2 separate regions of the Homo sapiens genome follow, and region 2 is linked to region 1. The links are chromatin loops, found by intact Hi-C in ENCODE. Cell type or tissue: dorsolateral prefrontal cortex. All regions are shown on one strand. Links, peaks and the distances in the headings refer to the core of each region. The heading gives the core; the rest is flanking DNA. Region 1 has its middle 9.4 kb from the start of SERINC3. Region 2 overlaps HNF4A (hepatocyte nuclear factor 4 alpha).

Evidence for each region. Peaks named below come from ENCODE experiments on the same cell type or tissue, not always from the same donor. Only the 100,000 strongest peaks of a DNase experiment are listed, where the experiment ranks them.
Region 2: it touches region 1 in a loop (5-fold over the local background); 9 of 110 quality-filtered maps call a loop at or near these places.

Annotation. Positions count from the first base shown.
Region 1 is chr20:44,527,321-44,535,650 of GRCh38, reverse strand. It overlaps a transcript of PKIG not described here. Among named protein-coding and RNA genes, the nearest start is that of SERINC3, 9.4 kb to the right of the region's middle. RefSeq lists a silencer at 3,449-3,788 and an enhancer at 3,687-4,187. In dorsolateral prefrontal cortex, for the core only: CTCF peaks have their summits at 3,518 and 3,721; DNase peaks (open chromatin) are centred at 3,139 and 3,800; H3K4me3 peaks cover 2,629 bases; H3K27ac peaks cover 5,166 bases.
Region 2 is chr20:44,380,769-44,389,098 of GRCh38, reverse strand. All of the region lies in intron 1 of HNF4A (hepatocyte nuclear factor 4 alpha), which reads right to left. HNF4A-AS1 (HNF4A antisense RNA 1) reads left to right here. Exons shown (of 3, transcript NR_172878.1): 2 at 4,427-4,576. Among named protein-coding and RNA genes, the nearest start is that of HNF4A-AS1, 11 kb to the left of the region's middle. RefSeq lists enhancers at 1-189, 560-649. In dorsolateral prefrontal cortex, for the core only: CTCF peaks have their summits at 402 (motif pointing left), 2,441 (motif pointing right) and 4,556 (motif pointing left); DNase peaks (open chromatin) are centred at 468 and 4,528; H3K4me3 peaks cover 461 bases.

The DNA.
Region 1 (8,330 bases), core at 256-8,255:
CTTTTTTTTGAGATGGAGTTTTGCTCTTGTCACCCAGGCTGGAGTGCAATGGTACAATCTCAGCTCACTGCAACCTCTGCCTCCCAGGTTGAAGAGAATCTCCTGCCTCAGTTTCCCAAGTAGCTGGGACTACAGGCGTGCACCACTACACCCAGCTAATTTTTGTATTTTTAGCAGAGATGGGGTTTCACCATGTTGACCAGGCTAGTCTCAAACTCCTCACCTCAGATAATCTGCCCGCCTTGGCCTCCCAAAGTGCTGGGATTACAGGCGTAAGCCACCGTGCCAGGCCAATTTTTCAATTTTATAAAAACATGATAGTCAATATCTCATGATGTCTTATGATAGACACCTGTTTTTTTTTTAACCTACCCCTTCTCCAGTATCAATACTCTGATGTTCCCATGGGAAAACTACTTTACCTTACTCATCCTGTCATCCCATCCCCATGCCCAGCCAACTCTTACTCTGTGTGGCTAAGCTGGGTACATGTATTTTTAAGTTTATTTCTAAGTATTTATTTTTCATGTTGCTATTGTCAGTTCTCCTACAATTACATTTTCTATTTTTGTTTGCATAAAGCTATTGCTTTTTGTCTATCTTATAACTGCTGTTCACTTAGCCTTATTATATCTAAGTATTTTTAGTTTAATTCTCTTGAATTTTCTCAGCAGACAATCATATCACAGGTAGAGATTTATATCATCCAGGTAGTGGTTAAGAGTAAAAGCTCTGGGTTCAGGTAAACCTAGATTCAAATACTGTGTGACCCTGAGTGAGCATGTTACCTCAGTTTCTTTATCCATAAATTTGCAATTATTAGAGGGCCTATCTCACAGGGTTGTTGTAAACATCACATTATTCATTAAGAACGGTGCATGAGGCCGGGCGCAGTGGCTCATGCCTGTAATCCTAGCATCTTGGGAGGCCGATGCGGGTGGATCACTTGAGGTCTGGAGTTCGAGACCAGCCTGGTCAACATGGCAAAACCTCATCTCTACTAAAAATACAAAAATTAGCTGAGTGTGGTGGCTCGCACCTGTATTCCCAGCTACTTGGGGGGCTGAGGCAGGTGGATCGCTTGAGCACAGGAGGCAGAGGCTGCAGTGAGCCAAGATTGCACCACTACACTCCAGCATGGGCGACAGAGTGATACCCTGTCCCAAAAAAAAAAAAAAGAATGGTGCATGAAAAGTACTTAACACAATACTAGTTCAATAAATGCCTGCTATCTGCCGACAATGAAAATTGTGACTTTCCTTCCACACTTATACCTTTATTTATTTTTGTTGCATTACACTGGTGCACTCCTTTCAGGAATAACCTGGCTTCCCACGTCTCCAAAAAGTAACAGGCATCAGACTCCTATTGAAGGATCTGTACTGTGGAGCTCCTCCACTCCCACCTTCTCAGGAAAGTTATACTATCAATTCTCCCTTTCATATCCTGTGTCTTCTCAGCCTTTCTCTCTCTCCACTGGCTCTTTGCCAACAGCATTTAATCTCTCTCATGCTCAAAAAAACTTCACCTATTCCCCAATCGCTCCTCAGCCTTCTCTCTACCTCCCTTCGCAGCCAAACTTCTCTGAGCTGCCTACACTTTGTCTTTCTCACATCCCACTCTTAACTCATCCCACTGATATATTATATTGAACCTTTGAAAGCTGCTGATATTATAGATTCCGCCCCAACCATTTCACCAAATCTGCTCAATGAGGTCCCAACCGACCTCCATATTTATTTACCCAAAAGGACACATTTTAATTTTTAACTTGTATTACTCGACATCTCAGCAACATCTACAAAGGCCAACCAACCTCTCCCTTTGGCCTTCATTACTATACTTTGCTGGTTTCTCTCCTGTTCCTGTTTCTCTAGCCATTTCTTTTAGTGTAGACTAAGTGCATGGCTCATTCTTCCAAGAGTATGCAATGCAGTAGCCCTGAATAATCTCAGCCTTTTTTTTTTTGTCAACCTCTCTGGATGGATCTCTTTCAATATTGATCTTTAAGTTCCAGTTGTAGTGGACTGCTTTTGGCTCCATGAATGTACTTTTGAAAATGTTTGGAACATCCCCACGATAGCTAACTCAGACTACACCCTCCATACATTTTATCAAAACTCTACCTGAATCTCCAAACTATGCTAGATTGATCTTAACATGCGCCCCCTTTCACAATTCTCATCACAATTATAATCACTTGTTTGATGAATATTTTCTCCACCAATCTGTGATCTCCTTGAGGGCAGGGACCTGCTTCCTTACTACCTACACAGTGCCTTGCACATAGAAGAAGATGCTCATTAAATATTTTTTGAATTAGCCAGGTGCAGTGGTGTGCACCTGCAGTCCCAGCTGCTTGGGAGGCTGAGACAGGAGGATCACTTGAGCCCAGGAATCTGAGACCAGCCTGGGCAACATAGTGAGACCTCATCTCAACAATAAATACATACACGCACACACTGTCACACACACACATATATATGAATCACCACAAATGAATGCCTGCAAAGTGAAAAACAGATGGGAGGAATGATAAGACCAAGAGAGAAACACAAAAAACTGATCTTTCTGAAACTATACCTCTGATCAAAGACACACACCTCCGGCTTAAAACCCTTTGATGGCTTCCCACTGCCCCCAACACAAAGCCCAAACTCCTCCACACTTACAGTCTTTCAGGAGGAGCACCTGCTTGTCTCTCAAACACCATCTAGCCAGACCCCCTCCAACTCTCATAATCTGCTCTCCAGCTAGCCTGAAATCCTTGCAGATTCCCAAGAAGTCTGCACTCTCTCCCCAAGGCTTTTCTCTACCTACTTTCTCTACCTGCTTTATCTACCCACAGCAAGGTACACTCCACCAGCCTCATCTTCTGGCCAACATAAAGACAGCCTTCATGTCTCATTTTGGAAGTCACCTTCTTTTGGCATCTCTCCCTGATCATCCACACTAACCTCACCTCCAGAAATCCAGGTTAACTGTTTTCTCTGTGCATTCACAGCCCCCCTGTATGTCCAAAATCATAACCGGAATCACTGTGAATTCTTGTTTACGAGTCTGTCTCCTCCGGAAAACTGTGGAGTTCCCTCAGGACACGATGTCTCTCGTTCACTTTTTTACCCTGGCTATCAGCCCGGGCCGTGGCTCACAATAAATGCTCAGTGATGGTCCTCCTTGTAGTAGTAGTAATAATAAAAGCTCCCATGTATTGAGGGCTTACCTCCACGAATTTTAAATATAAATTTACCTTGTAATAACGTCATCAGACAGGTGCTACCATGATTCCCATTTTGCAGACGATAAAACTGACGCACAAAGAAGTCAATCCTCTCTGGCCCCAGAAGAGTCACACACACAAATAAATTTTCTGCACAGTTTTGAGTTATTTTCTGGCCCCCAAACAAGAAGGGATTTTTTTTTTAAGAAACTTTCGAATGAGGTCGACCAATGGCTACAAATATAATAAACAGCCGAAAACGGACTCTCCCTGAACGCGGGGCGGGGTCAAAGGGCGTCGGGGGCGCCGTCCCCGGCGCGGCTGAGGGACAAAGATCGGGCCGCAGCCTCCCTCCCCGGGATCCCCGGCGGCTCAGCCCCTCGCCCCCTGCGACGTGTCGACGCCAGGCCCGGAGCGTTGGGGCCGCAACCGGCCGCCCGGCTCCTGCTCACCTGCGGTCTCGCCGCCTCTCCGTGCCTGGGCCGCCGGTCCGCAGCGCCTCCCCGGGGCAGCCTAGCGCCCGCAGCCCGCAACCCGCAGCGGAGCCCGTTGCCTTGGCGACCTGGGCTGCCGAACTCCCGCGGCACTCGCGCTACGGCGGCTCGGATGGGACCAGGACGGTTCGCGTCCCCTTCCGCAGCCGCGGAGGGGGCAGAGGAGGGACGAAGTGGGAGTCGAGGGCTGAGCTGCGAAGGAGGGATCCGGGTTGGAACTTGGCCCGGGGAAGATACGGAAAGGGGGACAGTGAGGCCAAGGGGAGGTCTTGGGCCGCGGGTGCTGCTTGTGCCTCAGTTTATCTCTCTGTAACCTCAAATGGGGACCGTGCGAGGAGGAGACAGGGCCTCAGGTGGTGGCTTGGTAGACTGGGTTTTTGTTATTTTGTTTTTGTTTTTGTTTTGAGACAGAATCTCACTCTGTCGCCCAGGCTGGAGTGCAGTGGCGCAATCTCGGTTCACTGCAACCTCTGCCCCCTGGGTTTGAGCGATTCTCATGCCTCAGCCTCCCGAGTAGCTGGGATTACCGGAAGGTGCCACCACGCCTGGCTAATTTTTGTATTTTTAGTAGAGACGAGGTTTCGCCATGTTGACCAGGCTGGTCTCGAACTCCGACCTCAGCTGATCCATCCGCCTGGGCCTACCAGCATGGTGGGATTACAGGCGTGAGCCACCACTCCCTGCCAAGACTGGGAATATTTAAAGACAAGAAAACTGATGTGGGAAGGGTGGCAGATTCCTCTCTTTTATAGTCTCTGAAGGGGTGGTGTGGCAAAGAGTGAATAAATTGGTTTCTTTGATGGAGAATTAGATCACCAGATTTAATTTCAATATGAGGAATAATTTATTTTTCCTTGTGTCTAGCAACTACACTTCTTGGAATAACTCTGCAGATATGCTGAAACCTGAGCACAAAGGATATATTCATTAATTCATTTTTGTAAAAGCAAAAGGGTTGCGACCAGTCTAAATATCTATCAGGGGCTGGGCGCAATGGCTCACACCTGTCATCCTGAAACCACCTTTGCAAAAAATCATAACTGAGATATCAGACCTAACTGACCCCATCTTGCTTCTAACCTCTAAAGTGTCCTGTTCATTCCTGGGTATAGGCTAAACCAGTTTTTTTTGTTTTTTTGTTTTTTGTTTTTTTTTTTGAGACGGAGTTTCGCTCTTGTTGCCCAGGCTGGAGTGCAATGGCGCCAACTTGGCTCACCACAATGTCCGCCTCCTGAGTTCAAGTGATTCTCCTGCCTCAGCCTCCTGAGTAGCTGGGATTACAGGCATGCACCACCACGCCCAGCTAATTTTTTGTATTTTTAGTAGAGACAGGGTTTCTCCATGTTGGTCAGGTGATCCTCCCGCCTCGGCCTCCCAAAGTGCTGGGATTGTAGGTGTGAGCCACCATGCCAAGCCAGGCCAAACTAGCCTTGGGAAGGAATTTAGTGTATCATTTAAACAATAGCCCTTTCCAGAAAGCTAAACTGTTCTTGTAAAACAAATGAAAGGCCACAGGCCACCAGCCACCAAGCCAAGATGAGAAGGGCTGGAGTTCTAAATAGTACCCACCATTATTCTTATTCTAGAGGTCATAAGATTTTTTTGTTTTGTTTTTTTGAGACAGAGTCTTGCTCTGTCACCCAGGCTGGAGTGCAGTGGCACAATCTTGGCTTATTGCAACCTCTGCCTCACAGGTTCAAGCAATTATCATGCCTCAGCCTCCACAGTAGCTGGGATTACAGGGACCTGCCACCACGCCAGCTAATTTTTGTATTTTTAGTAGAGACGGGGTTTTGCCATGTTGGCCAGGCTGGTCTTGAACTCCTGACCTCAAGTGATCTGCCTGCCTCAGCTTCCCAAAGTGCTGGGATCACAGACGTAAGCCACTGTGCCTGGCCCCCAATTACTCTTGAGGTAAAATCGCTATTGTGAACCTAAGATCAGCCTTTTGAGATGTCTTTTCAGGTTTTTGCATTTCTAACAACCAGATGGCCCCACTGGACCTGCCAACCAGTTCTGTGGCCCTCATCCAGGAACTGACTCAGCAGAAGAAAACAGCTTTGACTCTCTGCAATTTCTGGTTTTTTTGTTTGTTTGTTTTGTTTTTTTGAGAAGGAATCTCGCTCTGTCACCCAGGCTGGAGTGCAGTGGCGCGATCTTGGCTCACTGCAAGCTCCACCTCCTGGGGTCACGCCATTCTCTTGCCTCAGCCTCCCGAGTAGCTGGGACTACAGGCACCCGCCACCACGCCCAGCTAGTTTTTTTGTATTTTTAGTAGAGATGAGGTTTCACCGTGTTAGCCAGGATGGTCTCCATCTCCTGACCTCGTGATCCACCCGCCTCGGCCTCCCAAAGTGCTGGGATTACAGGCATGAGCCACCGCGCCCAGCGACTCTCTGCAATTTCATCCCCCAGCCAAGCAATCAGCACTCCCAATTCATTGGCCCCCTACCCACCAAATTATCCTTAAAAACTCTGATCCTTGAGTTTTCGGGAGGATGATTTGAGTAATAACAAAACTCTGGGCTCCCGCACAGCAGGCTTTGTGTGAATTACTTTCTCTGTCGCAATTCCCCCTTCTTGATTAATCAGCTCTGTCTAGGCAGCGTGCAAGGTGAACCCCTTGGGCAGTCCAGCACTTTGGTAGGCTGAGGCAGGCAGATTGCTTGAGCCCAGGAGTTCAAGACCAGCCTGGGCAACATAGTGAGACCTCACTTCTACAAAAAATTAAAAAATTAGCCAGGTGTGGTGGTGTGCACCTGTATGTAGTCCCAGCTACTCAGGAGGCTGAGGTGGGAGGATCCCTTGAGCCCGACAGGCGGAGGTTGAAGTCAGCAGAGACTGTGCCATTGCACTCCAGCCTGAGTGACAGAGGGACACCCTGTCTCAAAAAAAAAAAAAAAAGCCAGCCACGGTGGCTCACGCCTGTAATCCCAGCACTTTGGGAGGCCGAGGCAGGCGGATCATGAGGTCAGGAGACCAAGACCGTCCTGGCCAACGTGGTGAAACACCATCTCTACTAAAAATACAAAAATTAGCCAGACGTGGCAGCGCGCTCCTGTAGTCCCAGCTACTTGGGAGGCTGAGGCAGGAGAATTGCTTAAACCCGAGAGGCAGAGGCTGCAGTGAGCGGAGATCACGCCCCTGCACCCCAGCCTGGACGACAGAGCGAGACTCTGTCTCAAACGAAAAAAAAAGTCTATCCTTAGGGAACTGAGGAAATAAATTATGATACATCCATAAAATAAAATAGATTACCGTAGCAAGAATTAAGAGGGACCAAGGTAGATATAGACGTAGATACAGTTTAGATACAGAGCTGTCTTCAAGCTGTGTAACCAGCCAGGGGGTTTACCTCGCCTGCTACCTAGACAGAGCTGACTTATCAAGACAGGGGAGTTGCAACAGAGAAAGAGTAATTCACACAGAGCCGGCTGTGTGGGAGACCGGAGCTTTATTATTGCTCAAATCAGCCTCCCTGAGCATTTGGGGATCAGAGTTTTTTGTTTGTTTGTTTGTTTGTTTTGAGACGGAGTCTGTTGCCCAGGCTGGAGTGCAATGGCACAATCTCCACTCCCTGCAGCCTCTGCCTCCCCAGTTCAAGTGATTCTCCTGCCTCAGTCTCCAGAGTAGCTGGGACTACAAGGCATGCACCACCATGCCTGGCTAATTTTTTGTATTTTTTTTAGTACAGACGGGGGTTTCACCATATTGGCCAGGCTGGACTAGAACTCCTGGCCTCAAGTGATCCACCCGCCTCAGCCTCCCAAGGTACCAGGATTACAGGCATGAGCCACCGCTCCAGGCTGGGGATCAGAGTTTTTAAGGTTAACTTGGTGGGTGGGGGGAAGCCAGTGAGCAAGGAGTGCTGATTGGTCAGGTAGGAGATGAAATCATGGGAAGCTGAAGCTGTCCTCTTGCACTGAGTTCCTGGGTGCGGGCCACAAGATCAGATGAGCCACTTTATCAATCTGTGTGGTGCCAGCTGATCCATCAAGTTCAGGGTCTGGAAAATATCTCAAGCGCTGATCTTAGCAGAAGTTCAGGGAGGGTCAGAATCTTGTAGCCTCCAGCTGCATGACTCCTAAGCCATAATTTCTAATCTTGTGGCTAATTTGTTAGTCCTACAAAGGCAGTCTAGTACCCAGGCAAGAGGAAGGTTTGTTTTGGGAAGGGGCTGTTATCATCTTTGTTTTAAACTATAAACTAAGTTCCTCCCAAAGTTAGTTCAGCCTACACCCAGGAAGGAACAAGGACAGGTTAAAGGTTAGAACGAAGATGAAGTTAGATCTTTTTCACTGTCTCCGTCATAATTTTGCAAAGGCAGTTTCAGCTATGTATACGGCAACAGTCTCCGAACTAGTCCCGCCATTGCTTCTACTATAACCCTCAACCCTAACCCATCCCTGCTCCAGTCTTTATTCCAACCAGCAGCCAGAATGATCCTTTTGAAAGGTAAACACGGCCGGGCGCAGTGGCTTATGCCTGTAATCCCAACACTTTGGGAGGCCAAGGCACGTGGATCACGAGGTCAAGAGTACAAGACCATCCTGGCCAACATAGTGAAACCATGTCTCCACTAAAAATACAAAAATTAGCTGGGCGTGGTGGCGTGC
Region 2 (8,330 bases), core at 193-8,192, 150 kb after region 1:
GGGCACGGTGGAGGCTGCTAAACTTGAGAGAAGGACTCTGAGGAGGGCAAGGGGCGCACCTGAGGGAGTGGGGCTGCTAAGTCTCACTTGATAGACTCCACAGTTTTGCAACTTGGATCTGGGCCTTCACAAACCTTCGCGAACCCGCAGCCCCACCCCTCGGGTCAGCCAATGTCTTCTGTGGGGCTGGGAGCCAGGGGAAGAGGCCAAAGGAACTGTGCAGAGAAGCGTGGCCACCCGGGCCGCAGCTGGGAGCCCTGACACCCTTTGCCGCCCCACCTCATCCCGCGGTTGCCCCAGGGCGCAGGGCAGGGCAGGCACCGCGCTGGGCCGGAGGGCGTCCCGGAGGAGGCGGCCAAGACTCTCCGCAGTGCTGCGCTTTGCGCTTCCTGGGCTCCTCCTCGTGGCCAACGCAGGAACTGGTGTTCAGAAACTTAGATAGCCTTAGGGACTTCACCAATCACAGCAATCCCGCCAATCACAGGCCCAGACGCACTATGTCTCTCCAAATCCAGAGGAGGCCTGCTCGGTTCGATCACCAATCACAGCTCGTTGGATTTAGTTACCTAAAAGAACATCTCCCCATCACACACCAGCACATGGCCACGGCAGCAATCAGAACGTAAGATTTTAAAACCAGTTCCCAGGGTAGCAGCCGCTGCCCTTCCACCACCTACTAAACTTCTGTTCCCAGCACCTTGTTCCAATGTACGGGGGTGGGGGGGGTCTTTGAGGAAGGTTCCAGGCTTTGTGCTGCTTCCATGTGGAAGCAGATGTTAGCATGTATGGGGCATGTATAATGATATTACTATCAGTAAATGTCATACCCATTATGAAAATTAAGATAGGCAGGGCGTGATGGTGCATGCCTGTAACTCCAGCTTTAGGTGGCCAAGGTGGGAGGATCGCTGGATCCCAGGAGTTGGAGGCTGCAGTGAGCCACGATGGCGCCACTGCACTCCAGCCTGGGTGATAGAGTGAGACTCTGTCTCAATTTAAAAAAAAAAATTAATGTGTGGATATAGGAGTGTGGAAAAATTATAACCTTTGGGTTAGACACACCTGGAGCCCATATACTATCTTTGTGAAGTAGGACGACTCACCTCCCCTTCCTCAGTCGTCAAAAGAGAATGATAGTCATATCTACATGTCATATATCATCACCCACCTTCTCTCAATTATTCAAGCCAACATCTTGCAAGTCACAATCTTTGTGTTGTGTTTCTCATGCCTTCCAGTTCATCAGAAAATCCAGTTCTTGCCACCCTCCAAACAGAATCTAGATTTTCCATCTTTCCATCTCCACCCCAGCCAACCTTATGCATCATCTCTGGAGGTCTGCAAAAGTCTTTTCACTTCTTCCCTTTTTTTTTTTTTAAACCTGCCAGGGTTGGGGAGGGGATCTCCCCCGCTCCACCGCCCCCCCCGCCTCCCCCCCCCCCCGCCTGCCTCCACCCCACCCCTTCACTTTTTCTCCTGTGGCTTCCCTACCCCCTACTCTTCACTCAGGGGCCAAGGGTGATCTTGTACAAATGTACATTGGCTCAGATCCTCTTCTACTTAAATTTTTATGACTTCCTATGCATTTATAACAAAACTCATACAACTCCCACTTAACACTGTGAGGCCATGCACGCCCTTGTTTTTATATCCCTCCGTGTCCAACCTCATTTCATTCCACTTGCCCCCACCCCTATCAGCAGCAGGCATACTAGCCATTTTAAAGTTTTTCTTTCCTGTCTTGGGGGCCTTTGCATATACTTTCCCCTCTGCCTGGAATACTTCTTTTTTTTTTTTTTTTTTTTTTTTTAAGATGAAGTTTCGCTCTTGTCACTCAGGCTGGAGAGCAATGGCACGATCTCGGCTTGCTGCAACCTCCGCCTCCCAGGTTCAAGCAATTCTCCTGCCTCAGCCTCCTGAGTAGCTGGGATCCACACCCAGCTAATTTTTTAATTTTTAGTAGAGACGGGGTTTCGCCATGTTGGCCAGGCTGATCTCAAACTCCTGACCTCAGGTGATCCACCCACCTCGGCCTCCCAGAGTGCTGGGATTACAGGCATGAGCCACCACACCTGGCCTGGAATACATTTTAGTAAGTGTTTAATGGATAGTTGTTGGATGAATGACTGAAAAGGTCTTTCAAGAGGAACTGATAGTGATGTAAACTTCAAGTGCTCGGTGCGTAACAGGTATTCAATGAAAAGGATTCTATGCATATAGTAGAAATTTTGGAAAATAAAATAAAAATTGAAGATTTAAAAATCGTATGTGCTCCAACATTTAGAAAGGTTCAAACTCTTAATGGCTAACCAGGGTTTCTTGACCTAAGCACTAATGACATTTGGGCTAGAGAATTCTTTGTCGTGGGGACTGTCCTGTACATTGTCCCTGGCAGCATGTCTGGCCTCTAGCCACTAGATGTCAGCAGCACTTTTCCCTACCCTCAAGGTGTGATAATCAAAACTATCTCCAGACATTTATAAATGTCCCTTGGGGGTTGAAATTATCTCCACTGAGAACCACTGTGCTGGGCTTCTACCCTTACAAGAAATTTTCTCTCAGTCATTCAATGCTTCTCAAATCTTGGTGTCCATAAGAATCATCTGGGGCCATTATTAAAAATTCAGATGGCAGCTGGGCGAGGTGGCTTACACCTGTAATCCCAGCACTTCGGGAGGCTGAGGCAGGTGGACCACTTGAGTTCAGGAGTTCGAGACCAGCCTGCCAAACATGGTGAGACCTCGTCTCTACTAAAAATACAAAATTAGCCGAGCGTGGTAGCACATGCCTGTAATCCCAGCTACTTGGGAGGCTGAGACAGGAAAATCACTTAAACCCATGAGGCAGAGGTTGTGGTGAGCCGGGATCGTGCCATTGCACTCCAGCCTGGTTAACAAGAGCAAAACTCTGTCTCAAAAAAAAAAAAAAAAAAAAAAAAATCAGATGGTGGCTGGGCACGGTGGCTCACGCCTGTAATCCCAGCACTTTGGGAGGTGGGTGGATCACCTGAGTTCAGGAGTTCAAGACCAGCCTGGCCAACATGGTGAAACCCTGTCTCTATTAAAAAAAAAATTAGCCAGGCGTGATGGTGCATGCCTGTAATCCCAGCTACTCGGGAGGCTGAAGCAGGAGAATCGCTTGAACCTGGGAGGTGGAGGTTCCAGTGAGTGAAGATCGTGCCACTGCACTCCAGCCTGGGCGCCAGAGCGAGACCCTGCCTTAAAAAAAACAACAAAAAAAATCAGATGCCTGGGGTCCTACCTCCAGGTGCCAGGACCAACAGTGGGCCTAGTCATCAGATTAAAAAAAAGAAAATATTTAATAAATAGAGGTGGGGCATGGTGGCTCATGCCTGTAATCCCAACACTTTGGGAGGCCAAGGCAGGTGGATCACTGGAGACTAAGAATTCAAGACCAGCCTGGCCAACATGGTGAAACCTTGTCTCTACTAAAAGTACAAAAACTAGCTGGGTGTGGTGGTGCATGCCTGTAATTTCAGCTACTTGGGAGGCTGGGGCAGGAGAATTGCTTGAACCTGGGAGGCGGAGGTTGCAGTGAGAAGAGATCAGGCCACTACACTCCAGCCTGGGCGACAGAGTGAGAGTCCATAAATTAATAAACAAACAAATTAATTAATTAAAAAATAGAGACGGGGGGAGGTGTCTTGCTATGTTGTCCAGGCTTGTCTTGAACCCCAGCCTCAAGCAAATCAGCCTCCCAAAGTGCTGGGATTAAAGGCAGGAGCCATGGAGCACCTGGCCCAAGTGTTTAATGAGCTTCTGGGCACTTCTGATACCAGGTGCCCTCAGACCGCACTTTGAAAACTCCTCAAGGAGGCCTCTCAATCACCTGATCACCAAACCCTGTGTGAGGCTCCCTACCCACCTGGACCCTCTCCTTGAATTCCTCTCCTTTCCAATTATTACCCTTCCCTAGATAGCAAGTGGTGACAGAACCAAACCCTAGCTCAGCCAAAGCCCAAATTGCCTCATCTCCCTTCAGGGAATAGGCAAAAAAAAAAAAAAAAAAAAAAAAAAAAGATCACAGAGTTCAGCTGAAACCACTTAGGAAATATCAGCATCCCCACCTCCCCACCCAAAAGGACTCCTGAGTGGCAGCCTGAGAGGTGTGTCTGCTCATCAGAATAATGTTGTCAGACTGTGTTCTTTCTGGGGGATCATCACACTCCCTTTTCTGGGAACAAATGTTGGCCACTTGGTGGGATGGGCCATCATGATCTACGTCAGACAAATTCAGTGAGTCATGACTCAGCCTATCTCTCTAGACCCATCTTTTATGCCCCCTTACTTATAGTCTCTCTGAGGGCTGTTCTCAACTATTCTATTTCTCTCCTTTCCGGCACATGATGGGGATTACATTTTCTTGCTTCCTTTGAAATGAGATGTGACCATGTTACTTGTTTCAGGTAACGAGATGTGAGCAGAAACAACCTGTGTCACACCTGGGCAGAAGCTTTAAAGGCCAGTGCTGCCCTTGTTGGGGAAGCAAGTATAGATATGAATCGTTCCACAACGCGGAGCGCCCCCTGCCGACCCATGCTGGGCGTGTACTATAGGTGAGCAATTAACTTTGCTGTTCAAACCATTGAGACTTAGGGGTTTTTTTGTGGTTGCAAGCTAACTTCACTTCACTTGACTGAACACAGTCTTTCCAAAGTTTCACTAATTTTTTAATGACCATTATGATTTTTTCATATCTGTAACATTTTTCTTACATCAACTCACTTCTTTTTACTTCAATTTATTTTAGAAAGAAATATTATTACTACCAAATGAAACAGTATCATAAGTAGAAAGCAATGAGAAAATAAACAGAATGAAAGAAATCCTGATATCAAATCCTGACTTAATACTATTTGCCTTTCAAAGCCTCTGGACCTTTGGTCTTTATTTAAAAAAAAAAAAAAAAAAAAAAAAAAGGAGCCAGGGGCCAGGCGTGATGGCTCACACCTGTAATCCCAGGAATTTGGGAGGCCGAGGTGGGAAGATCACCTGAGGTCAGGAGTTCGAGACCAGCCTGACCAATATGAGGAAACCCCATCTCTACTAAAAATACAAAAATTAGCCGGGTGTGGTGGCATGTGCCTGTAATCCCAGCTACTCAGGAGGCTGAGACAGGAGAATTGCTTGAACCTGGGAGGCGGAGGTTGCAGTGAGCCGAGATCGCTCCATTGCACTCCAGCCTGGGCAACAAGAGTGAAACTCCGTCTTAAAAAAAAAATGGGAGCCAGGTGCGGTGGCTCATGCCTGTAATCCCAGCAGTTTGGGGGGCTGAGGTGGGCAGATCACTTGAGGTCAGGAGTTCAAGACCACCCTAGCCAACATGGTGATATCCTGTCTCTACTTAAAATGCAAAAATTAGCTGGGCATGATGGCATGTGCCTGTAATATCCCAGCCTCTTGGGAGGCTGAGGCAGGAGAATCACTTGAACCCAGGAGGCGGAGGTTGCAGTGAGCTGAGATTGTACCACTGCACTCCAGCCTGGGGGAGAGAGTTGAGACTCCGTATTTAAAAAAAAAAAAAAAAAAGAGGTCCCCAAGAGTACTTCTCAATCTTTTGGATCCCCAAAGCTGTCTAAGATTGTCAGAATATTTGAAGGCAGCACAGTATTGAGGCTGAGTGTACCAATTCTGGAACTTGACATCCTGGGCTTAAATTCTGGTTCAGTCATGGACTAGCTGTGTGACCCTGGACAAGTTACTGAACTGCTCTGTGACTGTTTTCTTATTTGCAAAATAGTGACCATAATGATGTGTATGGCATTAGGTCGTGGTGGGGATTATTTGTGTTAATGTATAAAAAGGGCTTAGAAGTGTGCCTGGCACTTAGTGAGTGCTATGGAGGCATTACCTATAAAATGATGGCAGGATCCAGATCCAAATAGATTTGGTGAATTATTGTTTGTTTTTTTTGAGACAGGGTCTCTGTCACTCAGGCTGGAGTGCAGTGGCGCCATCACAGCTCACTGCAGCCTCCAAGTCTCCAGGCTCAGATGATCCTCCTACCTCAGCCTCCAGAGTAGCTGGGACTACATGTGTGGACCACCACCCCTGGCTAATTTTTCTATATTTTGTAGATATGGGATTTCACCATGTTGCCCAGGCTGGTCTGGAACTCTTGGGTTCAAGCAATCTGCCCCTTCTTAGTCTTCAAAGTGTTGGGATTACAGACGTGAGTCACCCCACCCAGCCTGGAGAAATGTTTGAACTCCATGGAGATAAGTAAAAAATCCTCTGCATTGGTTAAAAATAAATCACCTGGATGATTTATTTATTTAGTGTAGATGGGAAAAGCTACCTTAGCAGAAAGTGACATAGCAAAATTCTAGAGGTTTTACTTGGTGGCAGCTGCCCAAACCTCTAACCCAGTCGTATGTATCATTAGAGAGAATGTAGTTCCCAGGTCAGAGGAGCTAAGAGGTCCTTGGCATTCTACTCCTAAGGAGCATATATGGACAATTGTGTTTAGTTTTCATTTTAATATGAATACTTAAAATTTTCCTAGGATGGCAGAGGATGAGAAAGCTATGCCCCTTAGGCCGAGTGCAGCGGCATGGCTCATGCCTGTAATCCTGGCGCTTTGGGAGGCCAAGGCGGGCGGATCACGAGGTCAAGAGATCGAGATCATGTTGGCCAACATGGTGAAACTCCATCTCTACTAAAAATACAAAAATTAGCCTTGCGTAGTGGTACGCACCTGTAGTCCCAGCTACTTGGGAGGCTGAGGCAGGAGAATTGCTTGAACCTGGGAGGCGGAGGGTGCAGTGAGCCGAGATCTCGCCACCGCACTCTAGCCCGGCAGCAGAGCGAGAGTTCGTCTCAAAAAAAAAAAAGAAAGAAAGAAAGAAAGAAAGCTATGCCCCTTGAAGAATAATCAAAGATCCAAAAGAGTTTTGGGCTGGGTATTGGAGAAGAGGAGAGAAAGGTGGTGTAGCAGAGTGGTCAGGGCCATTGCCTTTGAAATATCAGTGGTGCCATTTACATAGCTGTTGGACCTTGCTAAAATCATAAGCTCTTCAAGCCTTATTTGCTTCATCTATAAAATAGGAATCAATGATAGGACCTTTTCATAGATTGCTTTGTGGAGTAAATGTGTTAAACCTTATAAACCTGGCAGGTAGCTGCCCAGCATATAGTTGCGTTATTTACTCAATTCAAAGTACTTTCCTGCCGGGTGCGGTGGCTCAGGCCTGTAATCCCAGCACTTTGGGAGGCTGAGGTGGGTGGATCACTTGAGGTCAGGAGTTCCAGACCAGCCTGACCAACATGGTGAAACCCTGTCTCTACTAAAAACACAAAAATTAGCCGGGCGTGGTGGCAGTCACCTGTAATCCCAGCTACTTGGGAGGCTGAGGCACAAGAATCACTTGAACCTGGGAGGCAGAGGTTGCAATGAGCTGAGATCGTGCCGCTGCACGCCATCCTGGGTGATAGATTGAGACTCAGTCTCAAAAAAAAGGCAACAAAGTACTTTCCTTTGGAAAAGAGTGCCCACTGGCTGGGTGAAGTGGCTCACGCCTGTAATCTCAGCACTTGTGGGGCTGAGGCAGGCAGATCAGTTGAAGCCAGGAGTTTGAGACCAGTTTCACGTGGCCAACATGGTGAAACCCCGTCTACTAAAAATACAAAAATAAGCCAGATGTGGTGTCATGTGCCTGTAGTCCCAGCTACTCAGGAGAGTGAGACAGGAGAATCATTTGAACCCTGGAGTTGGAGGTTGCAGTGAGCAGAGATCGTGCCACTGCACTCCAGCCTGGGTGACAGAGTAAAACTCTGTCTCAAAAAAAAAAAAAAAAAAAGCTCTCACTGATTCCTACAGCTTCAGAGAATGAACGAGGACCAAAATGTGGATGCTACAGGGAGGAAACTTGAGGCTCAAAATGGAGATCTTTCTATAAAATACAATTGTTCTACCACAGGAAAAGCTGCTTTATTAAGTAGTGAGTATTCCGTCATTGGAAGTATTAAGCCCAAGCTAAATGGTCAACTGTCAGGGAAGGATGGTGAGAGGATTCCAGTGGGTTAGAGGTCAAAGAGCGTCTACCAGGTGCAAAAGTCTTAATTAACAAAGTACTATCAAAACCAAATTCATGTTTGGGAAACTGTATATCCACATGCAAAAGAATGAAATCAGACTCTTTCCTTACACCATATACGAAAATTAACTAAAAATGAGTTTGACGGAAAAGTATAAAACCTTTGGAATAAAACATAAGGGAAAAGCTTCATGATATTAGATTTGGTGATGATTTCTTGGATATGACACCAAAAGCACAGGAAATTTTTAAAAATTAGATAAATTGGACTACA